Regions from separate parts of the Homo sapiens genome. Here region 1 is linked to region 2. The links are chromatin loops, found by intact Hi-C in ENCODE. Cell type or tissue: chondrocyte. All regions are shown on one strand. Each heading gives the region's core, and the rest is flanking DNA. Links, peaks and the distances in the headings are about the cores only. Region 1 overlaps GLB1L2 (galactosidase beta 1 like 2). Region 2 overlaps GLB1L3 (galactosidase beta 1 like 3).

What was found. A loop is a pair of places that touch in the nucleus more often than their neighbours do. Peaks named below come from ENCODE experiments on the same cell type or tissue, not always from the same donor. Only the 100,000 strongest peaks of a DNase experiment are listed, where the experiment ranks them.
Region 1: it touches region 2 in a loop (23-fold over the local background); 16 of 110 quality-filtered maps call a loop at or near these places.

What each region holds. Positions count from the first base shown.
Region 1 is chr11:134,339,558-134,344,923 of GRCh38, forward strand. GLB1L2 (galactosidase beta 1 like 2) reads left to right here. Exons shown (of 19, transcript NM_001370461.1): 2 at 3,197-3,394; 3 at 4,830-4,898. Among named protein-coding and RNA genes, the nearest start is that of GLB1L2, 10 kb to the left of the region's middle. In chondrocyte, for the core only: no CTCF peak of the experiment used is centred there; a DNase peak (open chromatin) is centred at 2,664.
Region 2 is chr11:134,278,685-134,284,050 of GRCh38, forward strand. GLB1L3 (galactosidase beta 1 like 3) reads left to right here. Exons shown (of 20, transcript NM_001080407.3): 4 at 2,693-2,761; 5 at 3,341-3,436; 6 at 5,053-5,161. Among named protein-coding and RNA genes, the nearest start is that of GLB1L3, 5.0 kb to the left of the region's middle. In chondrocyte, for the core only: no CTCF peak of the experiment used is centred there; no DNase peak of the experiment used is centred there.

The DNA of each region.
Region 1 (5,366 bases), core at 305-5,304, 61 kb after region 2:
GCTAGATTGTTTTTTATTCTTGTTGTTTATTTCATTCCTCTTGCTATGCACTGAGAAGAACGTTTCATTCTAAAAATATAGAAAATGGTGTGTTATAAAGACACTAGCAAAGACAAGCTCTATCCAGGGAGGGAGTCTACGTAGTGTCCAAGGAGAAGACGCAGATTGGGCTTCTCGAGCTGTAACCTTGGGATTGGTTAGAATGCAGATTTTGATTCAGTAGGTCTCAAGTAAGGCTTAAGGTTTATGCATTTCTGACAAGCTGCGGATGAAGACCTGGAAATCTGGTTGGTGGATAGAAGTTGTTGAATTGGGATGCCTCTTTCCAGGTGTCTGCACTTTGAGTCAGGCGGCTGTGACCCTGAGGGAGTTCAGAGGTGTGGCTGTCTATAGACCACACCTGGAGAAGTCAGCCTAGAGGGAGGTTTCCTGATCCTTAGTCATCAACTAATCAAGGGGAGAGGTTAAAGGTGTTGGTTCCTAGCAGGGACTGTGTTGGAATGTCGGTCAGAGAGGCTTCTCCAACCCTGCCTACACCTCTGCATTTAGCAGGGTGGGGAGTGGAGGCTCTCGCACCCATAAGTAGATGTTAGGATAAGTAATGTGTGCTTTAATAAGAATTGGAGATTGTGCTTTTGAAGTTCTGGCTGGAGAATAAGGTTTGGTACCTGGTGGAATGATTGCTAAGTTGTATTGTCACTGTCTTTAAAAACAGTGATATTTTGTGTGTGTGTGCATGTGCATGTGTGTGTGTATTTTCACCACCAGGTTGTCAAAATGCCCCTGTTTTTAAGAAAATAATCTGTCCATCCAGTTCTTCCTCATTCTGGCCTGGGGTGAGCCCAGCATGTGCCTCTGAGGGAACCAGGGGGAGAACCTGTGTTGCGGCGGGCAGGTGAGTCTGGTGAGTACCTGAGGCAGGGAGGGCTGAGCAGGTGGCAGGGTGTGTGCTTTGGAGCAGGTGTGGCCTGAGCAGTTGTGAGCCTGTAGCCAAAGCAAAGCGCCTGGTGAGCAGAGCAGGGGGCACCAAAAGAAGGCCCGGACGGTGGCCCAGAGGGGCCGAGGCCTTGTCTTAGCACTCCAGGGCTTCATCTGCAAGGATGTGGGCCAGCAGAGTTTCTGGGAGAGGGCAGATCGCACATATTTTCAGCTTTGCAGGCCACGCAGTCTATCGCAAGTACTCAACTGCAAAAAGCCATTCGTAGATGGTGTGGCTGTGTGCCAATACAATGATTTATGAACACTGAAGTTCATATAATTTTTTATGTGTCCCAAAATATTATGCTTTTGATTTTTTTCCAACCACTTAAAAATGTGAAAGCTATCCTCAGCTTGCAGGCTGCACAAAGACAGATGGCAGGCTGGATTTGACCCGAGGCCCAAGTTGGCCCACCTCTGGCCTACAGGCTGTGTTGGTCTAATAGGATCTCAGTGTACAGAATCTTTCATTGTCAAATTTTAGAAATTGTCATAAGATGGCTTGGCACAAAGTCTAGCACATAAGCTATATACCACCATGGGGAGAATGGAGAAGTTGGGATTATTCCACATTAGGGACATAAAACCCACTTGTGGCTATTCTCTCTAAAGCTTTCTCTTTGGAGAAAAAAGTGTGGTGAATAGGTTCCCATAACTCTCTAATACGCAAACACATGCTACAATAAATTGATTTCAGATAGAGATAAGACCCTTCGACTCACAGCAGAGAGTGTTGCATTTCTCCGGGACCCTCACAGCAGCCTTTCTGAGCAGTTGGGAGAGGCATTAGACTCGTTTTATAGAGGAAGAAGCTCCTGCCCACAGAACTGGTGTCACTAACCCAAGGCGACAGTTCTACCAAGCTGGGGGCCAGGATTCACATCCGGATCTTCCTATTCCAGCTAGCGTTTTTGCTGTCACTGTCTCATACAGTCCTTTGGAAGAACTGTGTCCTAAAATGTCATTTGCAAGCCATTTACTAGAACATGGAAGTTTTCTCTTTAGAAAAAGAAAAATGTGGTGAACAGATTCCCAGGTTGCCCAAGATGAGATGACCCTTTCATCTGTAACACAGCAGAACCATAGTCCTGGAGCTTCGGTGTGAGTTCTAAGGCCCTGGGGCTGTGAGAAGTAGGAAGGAGTAGGTAAAAAAGCAAATTTCTTTGCCTGAGAGTGGCCCCAGACAAAATTCCCAAGAGGCTGGCGATGTCCGAGCTGTCTTCTGCCCTGTGGGCACCCTGCCCCCTCCCCGTCTCTGGCCATCTGGGCCCTCTCGCTTGTTCCCTCCCTCTGTGACACTCAGCTGAGGGGCGTCTTGTGCAGTGGGGCCCGGCTGGCCACCGCCTGCTAGTGTCAGGGCAGGAGCGAGCGCCGGTGGGGACGAAGGCACAGCCCACACCGGCTCCTGCCCCGGACTCAGCCACCCAGCACCGGCTCCTGCCCCGGACTCAGCCACGCCCTTGTTTCATGCCTCCAGCTTTCCTGACCTTCCTGACTTGAAATGTGGGTCTCCCCAGCTTCTCGCACGGCTTTCGGGAGACAGGGTGGGAAGGAGACCCACCCGGCAGCACCGAGTCACTGGGACCCGGCTGAGGGGCTCCCTGGGGCCGACCCCGAGAGATGCCGAGAGGCGCTTTCTCGCGGACCGGAGCCTTCGACGGCCTTCCCGTGGGGGACTCTGCTCTAGCTGGGTCACCTCGTGGGGGGTGCGCGGTCTTCAGAAAATAATGAAGACCTGGAATCGGGTGGATGGGTGGACGCCGCCAACGCAGACCCTCTTTCCAGGTCTCTGCTCCTGCGGTCGGGCGGCTGCGACCGTGCCGGGGCTCGGAGGTACCGTGTGAAGTCGCTGTCGCGCGTGGCCGCGGGGCTGGCCACGGTGAAGCCCGTGCGGCGCCCGCCCCGCCCCGCCCCGGCCCCAGCAGCAGCCTCTCCCGTGGCGTGACGGCTGCCGTCTCTCCTTTCAGCCCGCCGGCCTCCATGCCGAGTGCTGTGCTTGCTGCCGGCTGCAGCCTCGGCCTGCCCTTCCCCTGCCGCGGGGCCCCGTGCTGAAGAAAGACCCCTTCCCAGGTCTGGCTGAGGCGGAGGGGAGCTTTTCCCAGCCACCTGGACGCAGGCGCCCTCGAGAGAGAAATGCCGAGGACCTGCGAAGGGGCGAGGAAGCCGATCTCTCTGCGGCCCGGAGCCTCCAGGCTCCAGAATGTCTTTGTCTTTCCAGGCTGGACTGGAGCACCCTGGTCCCTCTGCGGCTCCGCCATCGACAGCTGGGGCTGCAGGCCAAGGGCTGGAACTTCATGCTGGAGGATTCCACCTTCTGGATCTTCGGGGGCTCCATCCACTATTTCCGTGTGCCCAGGGAGTACTGGAGGGACCGCCTGCTGAAGATGAAGGCCTGTGGCTTGAACACCCTCACCACGTAGGTGCTGCCCCTGTCCCCCCGGAGCCTGGTTCCTAAGCAGGGCGCCTGGTGTCTGCATGCGAAAAAATATAAGAGGAACCGGCCCAGGTCCTCTGCCCAGGGCGAGAGAGCCAGGGTCTCCCTCCTCCTCCCCACCACAGAGCTCCTGACTCATGGGCGCCAAGGGACATGAAATGGATGTGAGGTCTAGAGGAACCGCAGTAGCAATGTCGCACAAAAGAGTATAGGGAAGGCGGTGAGTGCAGATTGAGGAGGTGATTCAGTGCTAGCGAATCTTTTTGTGTTACAAGCAGTCTTCCCACTTCCAGTTTATACAGCCAGTGAACGGAGTCTTCTTCAGGAGAGCTGCCTGAGAGGCTCTCTGGCCCCAGTTTTCAGCACTCCTCTTGGGCAGTGGTCTTAGAATGCTGTGGTTGCCATCCCAGCCTCTGCTGTGATGATTGGCACATGGTAGGCACGCACTAAAATGTCGAACTTGCAAATCATTTATAAAGTGTGCTCAGTTGTGAATAACCTGGATCTTTTCATGGGTTTTCCCCCCAAATTGCCAACTGATACTTGACGCTAAGTCTATGAAATAAAGGGGGTGATCAGGCTGGATTATTCCATGTTTAGGCAAAAATATGTGATTACAAATCAAGGAGATGGCTTTTCATGGGTGGTTTATGAACTGATTTTGAAGACAGTTCCTTAAAGAGTTACAGAAACCTGCCGAGCCTTGACAACTTCCCCGAAAGGACTCCTGAAGGCTGTGGGAGTGCTGCAGGCTCAGCACTCTGACTCGCAGAAGCAGCACCGACGACACTTGCTGAAAGGCAGAGCTCGTGTGTCTGGGTTGGAAGCCAGGCAGGCTCTCCTCCTTCATCTGAGAATATTCTTTGTAGTGGGCAGAGGCTCTGCGAAAGCCAGCGATGGGGTGGGGCCGGGAGAAGAGCAGCTGCCATCACTGTGTCATCCATGAGTCGTCCCTTCCGCCTCTCGAGTTGAGCCTGTCCATGAGCCTGCTCCATCCCTTGTCCTGTCTTTCGAGTTGGAAGCTTCATTCTGTTGCCCGTTTTGGAATTCCGGGGCTTCAGTAAATATAGGATGATCACCGAGCTTTCCCCTTACTCCTTGTAGCTGTTTTTTTGATAAAGTTACATTTTCTTCTCCAATGGGGCGTGGGCATGGTAAGCTAACTGGGGTCAGAGCGCCTGACCTTTTACTCAGCCGGTCTTATGCTTCATCCAAATCTTGTTGATGCAGAGGGAAGAGGGCTTGCCCTCGATTCTGGTCCCTAGATCAGTTCACTTAGTTCTTGGTTCCAGTCCTAAAATCATGAAGAAACATATCTTTAGCCATCATATTGGATTTTTGGGCTAAAGAAGGTAATGTGAGAGGTGAAATGGAATGAATGACATGCTCTAGCCTATAATTATCATTTCTGTTGCAGCTATGTTCCGTGGAACCTGCATGAGCCAGAAAGAGGCAAATTTGACTTCTCTGGGAACCTGGACCTGGAGTATGTGGTGTTGCTGCTTCTGTGAACTGGCCAGGGGCAGGGCACAGAGGTGGCTACTGGGGTGGATTAGCAACCAAAGAGAACCAGGGAGGGACGTGGGTCTGGAGTCCTGTTCTAGGACTGTGAGAGGCCCTGCACCCAGGACCCAGACGCTCCCCAGTCGTGACCTGTCACCCAGAGGGACTGGGCCTGCAGCCTCCGGGCCCCACCTCTCCACTGCAGCCCAGAGGGGCAGAAGACCCTGGGAGCCGCCCGACTCTGCATGGGGTCCGGCCGCTGGGCTGGGGCAGGGCGGCCCCTCTAGGCTAGCAAGGCTATGGGGTCAGGTTCACTGTTGAGACCACTGAGCCCTGGGTGTCACCCTTCCTCCTCAGGCCCCCGATGGGGCTGTGCAGAGGCTCTGAGGCTGGGAGCAGCTCAGGCCACCGACCTGGTGTGGGAGTCCCCGCGCTTTGGGGGTGGGGCCGA
Region 2 (5,366 bases), core at 124-5,123:
TCACTGTAAAGGAGAAGATGCTTAGAGGGCCCTGTGCCTTATTGCAGAGCTGGTATTGAAGGGTGAATTTGAAGCTGAGAGGCAGTAAACTGGTTCATTTAAAATGCAAAGAATTTAATCAGAAATAATCGTTGAGTTTTATTGAGAGCTGCTACTGCATGTATTGGGGGGACAATATAGTTTTTCTTCACTGTTCTTTTGAATTGCTGAATTACAACGGCAATTTTTCTGATAGTCAAGCAGCCATGTGGTACTGGTATAAACTCTGCTTGGCTCTGAGATAGGCACACATTACATACACACAGATTGCTAGACTTTATTTGCTAGTGTTTTATTTCAAATGTGTTTATGATTATAAGCAAAACGGATTTAAAATTTTATTTTGTTAGTATTCTTGTCCAGTTTTGAATCAATCTTATAATAAGCTCATAAAGTGAGTAAATCTTCTTTTCTTACTTATTGGAAATATTTTGCACAAGAATTATCTTTACCCTGAAAGTTTCTTAAGATTCACCTGTAAACTCTGTGACTACTATCTTTTGTGGTTTGTGAGGTGAAGGGTTTGGGGACGACATAGCTCTTTGAATGGTTATTAACTCATGTCCTCTATTTCTTCTTGAATACATCCTGCTCTCCCCCTTTTTTTCTTTCCTTTCTTTTTTCTTTCTGTTTTCTTTTTCTTTTTTTTTTTTTTTTTTTTGAGATAGAGTCTTGCTCTGTTGCCCAGGCTGGAGTGCAGTGGCGCGATCTCTGCTCACTGCAACCTCCCCCTCCTGGGTTCAAGTGATTCTCCTGCCTCACCCTCCTGAGTAGCTGGGATTATGGCTCCCGCCACCACACCCGGCTAATTTTTGTATTTTTAGTAGAGATGGGGTTTCACCATATCGGTCAGGCTGGTCTCAAACTCCTGACCTCAGGTGATCCGCCTGCCTCGGCCTCCCAAAGTGCTGGGATTACAGATGTGAGCCACCTCGCCCAGCCTTCTTTCTTCTTTTGAACCCACTGGGACTTAAGAAATTTTTCCTTTCTTTCCTGTACTCACTTGGAAGTTATATACATCACGTTGTGTATTTTGGCTGTTTTTTTCTTTTTTCTTAATCTTATCTATTTAGTCTTTTCAGATAACTAGCTTGTAGCTTTGTTAGTACTCTCTGTATATTTCGGATCTGTATTTCACAGTTTCTGAGTTATGTGTAATTTCCTTTTCTCTACTTTATTAAATATAGTACCTTCTCTTCTCTGTCCTTCTCAGTTTCCTCCTCCTCCTTCTTCTTTTTCCCTGAGTTAAAATTTAGCTTCTTTTACTTCCAGTCTTTTGTGTTTTCTAATATATTCCTTCAAAGATATGAATGTTTCTCTGAGTGTTGCTTTGGTTATATAGCCCACAAATTTTGCTATATAGTGCTTTGAATGTCATTTATTTTCAAATATTTCCTAAGTTTTGATGTTGTTTCTATTAGCTATTTGGGAATACGCTTTCTGTTTTATTTATTTATTTATTTATTTAAATTTTACTATTTAACTGTGATTTTTAAATTTGTTTGCATTTATCTTGGGATCATGGACTATGTGATATAGGTTTTTGGAATTTGTTGAGATTTACTTCGTGACATAGTACATGCCAATATTTTACAACTGTTTCATGCATTTTAAATTTTGGTCTTTTAAATTTTACATTCTTTTTTCATACTTAGTTGTACAGATGCGCTTTTTAAGGGAATGTAGATGCTCCATCTGTTGGCTACTGGGTTCTCTATGTATTTATTACATGCCGACTTTTAATTACACAGTTCAAATCTGTATCCTTACAAGTTTCTTCTTTTTCTTTTTTTGCTGCTTATTTTCTTTGTTTCTTAGAGGGGTACTTTAAATCTTTTCACTGTGATGGTAACTGATGTATCCAGGTCCTCTCTAATTCAGTCAGCTTCTCCTTTACTTACGGCAAGCTATGTTGTAACTTACAACATACAACAAGCTACGTTGTTAAGCTCATAGAAGGCCATGATTAGTATGTCTTCTTGGTGGGCCATACAGTCAGTTCTACGATGTATTGTCAAAAATCTCTGCACTGCACAAAATTGTGTAATAAAAACCACAGGGCTTATAGGAAACATGATGTTAAGGGGCATAACACTCAAACATGTTGCCAGTGGCACAAAAAAACACAGTTGCCTAGTGAACTATGCCTGGTATACCTAATAAAATTTTTACTCATAGCCCTATGGGGGAGGGTCCCCTGGGGGCCCTTCTTGCTAAGGTCTAAAGGTAGTACCCTTACTAGATTTACTGTAACTCCACTATCTTCACAGAAACTCCTCATTTATTCTTATTTTGACTAACTCATAGCAAAAATTTATAAGGAAGATGTAGACATTTTTGTTTTTGTTCTCTTTTTTAATTTATACTTTTAATGAGTGTTACAATAGGGCAGTGAGTGGAAGAATTTATATATAAATCCCAAGAAACCCAGCATCATAGGATAATTGGCAGCTTGAACCACAATTGGATAATAGAGCAAGGAACTATTAAAGATGGTCATGGTTAGTGTAACAGAGGTTTAATTTCCACTGGTAACTTCAACTTATTTCAAAATAGAGCTATGCATGGTTTTGGCTTGGATTTGGGGCAGACCTAACAATTTGGAGGAAGAAATAAGAAGATACTCATCATACTTCCCTCTCACCTCTTCTAGCTATGTTCCGTGGAACCTGCATGAGCCAGAAAGAGGCAAATTTGACTTCTCTGGGAACCTGGACCTGGAGTATGTGGTGTTGCTGCTTCTGTGCCCTGGTCAGGGGCAGGGCACAGAGGTGGCTACTGGGGGTGGATTAGCAACCAAAGAGAACCAGGGAGGGACGTGGGTCTGGAGTCCTGTTCTAGGACTGTGAGAGGCCCTGCACCCAGGACCCAGACGCTCCCCAACCGTGACCTGTCACCCAGAGGGACTGGGCCTGCAGCCTCCGGGCCCCACCTCTCCACTGCAGCCCAGAGGGGCAGAAGACCCTGGGAGCCGCCCGACTCTGCATGGGGTCTGGCGCCTGGGCTGGGGCAGGGCGGCCCCTCTAGGCTAGCAAGGCTATGGGGTCAGGTTCACTGTTGAGACCACTGAGCCCTGGGTGTCACCCTTCCTCCTCAGGCCCCCGATGGGGCTGTGCAGAGGCTCTGAGGCTGGGAGCAGCTCAGGCCACCGACCTGGTGTGGGAGTCCCCACGCTTTGGGGGTGGGGCCGAGCCGTCCCTTCGCCCCACCAGGCAGCTCCTCCACCCTGTGATGCGTGTGGCCCCCACCCGGCCTCATCCTGGGCCGTCGTGGGAGGGGCTGACGATGTGGACCTCCCTAGGGCCTTCGTCCTGATGGCCGCAGAGATCGGGCTGTGGGTGATTCTGCGTCCAGGCCGCTACATCTGCAGTGAGATGGACCTCGGGGGCTTGCCCAGGTAAGCGGGGCTACAGTCCCAGAGTCGTGGTTCTAGTGAAGTATTTGCTTTAAAAAAAGTGAATTTCAAGCTAGTAACAAGGAAAGTAACCTTTATTCACGGAGCCGATGGGAGGTGTGCTGCCCCACGCCACGCACCGTGCCTGTGTTGTCTTGTGGGAAGCCTGCGGTACTGCGGTGGCGGGGGGCGGGGTGCAGTTGTCATCCCCGATTCACAGATGAGAAGCTCCAGACGTTGGTCCTGGGGCCTTGGGCATGCGGTCAAGAGGGTGTGCGCGGGGAGAGGTGGCCACAAGAGGCTCCCACTCTTCTTTCCCCATGCAGGAGGGGCTGTAGCCTCCTCTGTCCTTCTCAAAATGCCCTGGGAAGAAAGGGACCAGAAGCTTTAAGGCCTGCAAGGGAAGGTTCTGACGACTCGGCTTGTTTTGAAAACTTCTGATCTTTCGCTTATTTTGTGAGGGGAAGGCTTGCCTTTCCATGCAGTGAGACCACCCTCAGCTCCCCTCCCTTCCCTCTTGCTTTTCTTTGCCTTGTTCTCTCCTCTGTGATTCTGGCCCCCAGCCCAGACTGCTGAGGGTCAGGGTGAGACTCCAAGACTCCTCTCTGCCACCCCTGTGGTGGGCAGGGCTTCCTGGGGAATCTGGGGCTCTGCCTCCAGTGAGCACCTCTGCACCTCAGAGTCAGATGAGGCCTTTGCTTTTCTCCAGGATGAAGAGAGAGGTCTTTGCTTTTCTCCAGGGGCAGAGAAAGCCTGAGCTGAGGGGAGTGGAGTTTTCGGGAAGCAGTGACTCCCGGCATAGCTTGGCTGGAGGCCTGCCTGGCACTTCCCCAGTGACCTGGAGTGGGTGGAGTATCATTGGCACGTAGGCTCCTGCCCTGAGCCTGAAGCCTTAGCCCTTAGTGGAAATGTGACACTGTGCCTAAGGAAATTTTTTCTGTCCCCAAGAATTTTTTTTTTTTAAGACGGAGTCTTGCTCTCGTCACCCAGGCTGGAGTCCAGTGGCGCGATCTCGGCTTGCTGCAACCTCTGCCTCCCGGGTTCAAGCGATTCTCCTGCCTCAGCCTCCTGAGTAGCTGGGATTACAGGCGCCCGCCACCACACCCGGCTAATTTCTGTACTTTTAGTGGAGACGGGAGTTTCGCCACGTTGGCCAGGCTGGTCTCGAACTCCTGACCTCAGGTGATCTGCCCACCTCGGCCTCCCAAAGTGCTGGGATTATAGGCATGAATCACCGCGCCTGACCAAAAAATGTTTTCAATAAACTGAAAAAGAATAGAGAGTGTTCACCAAAAGGTAGAAGAAAAAGCTCTTTAAGACATGGCTGTAAGAGCCTTGACAGGCCAGCCCCTCAGTCAGACCAAATAGAGCTGAAGGCCTTTCCGAAGTTGTGAAGTGCCTTGGAGGTGGAGGCGGCCGTTTCCTTTCAAATCCCACAAGTCTGTGAGAATGGTCTGAAAGTCTCACGCGGCACAGATCTTTCCAGGACCCGAGTGCTCCGGGACCGGGGGTGTGAGGCAGCTGGGCAGATGTGCGGCGAGCCGGGGCAGCTCTGAGCCCACTCCTGCTTCCCTCTCCCAACCCGTCTCAGACCCTGAGCCCGCCCCTCTTGCCCCCAGCTGGCTCCTGCAAGACCCCCGGTTACTGTTGAGGACAACCAACAAGAGCTTCATTGAAGCAGTTGAGAAGTATTTTGACCACCTGATTCCCAGAGTGATTCCTCTCCAGGTAAAGCCAAATTGTCCCCTGCATCTTTCTTACGTGCCCTTTAGGGAAAGAGTTTGTTCTGGCTTGATCACTGAAGAGGCCACATGCAGTCTCCATGAACAATTGAGTTGACTTTCTTGTAACCTTGAGTTCTGGACCCTTGGCTTGAGGACAGAAGCACTGACCTGTCCTGTCCTTGTTGTCCGGGTAAGCTTCCCCAGGGTTG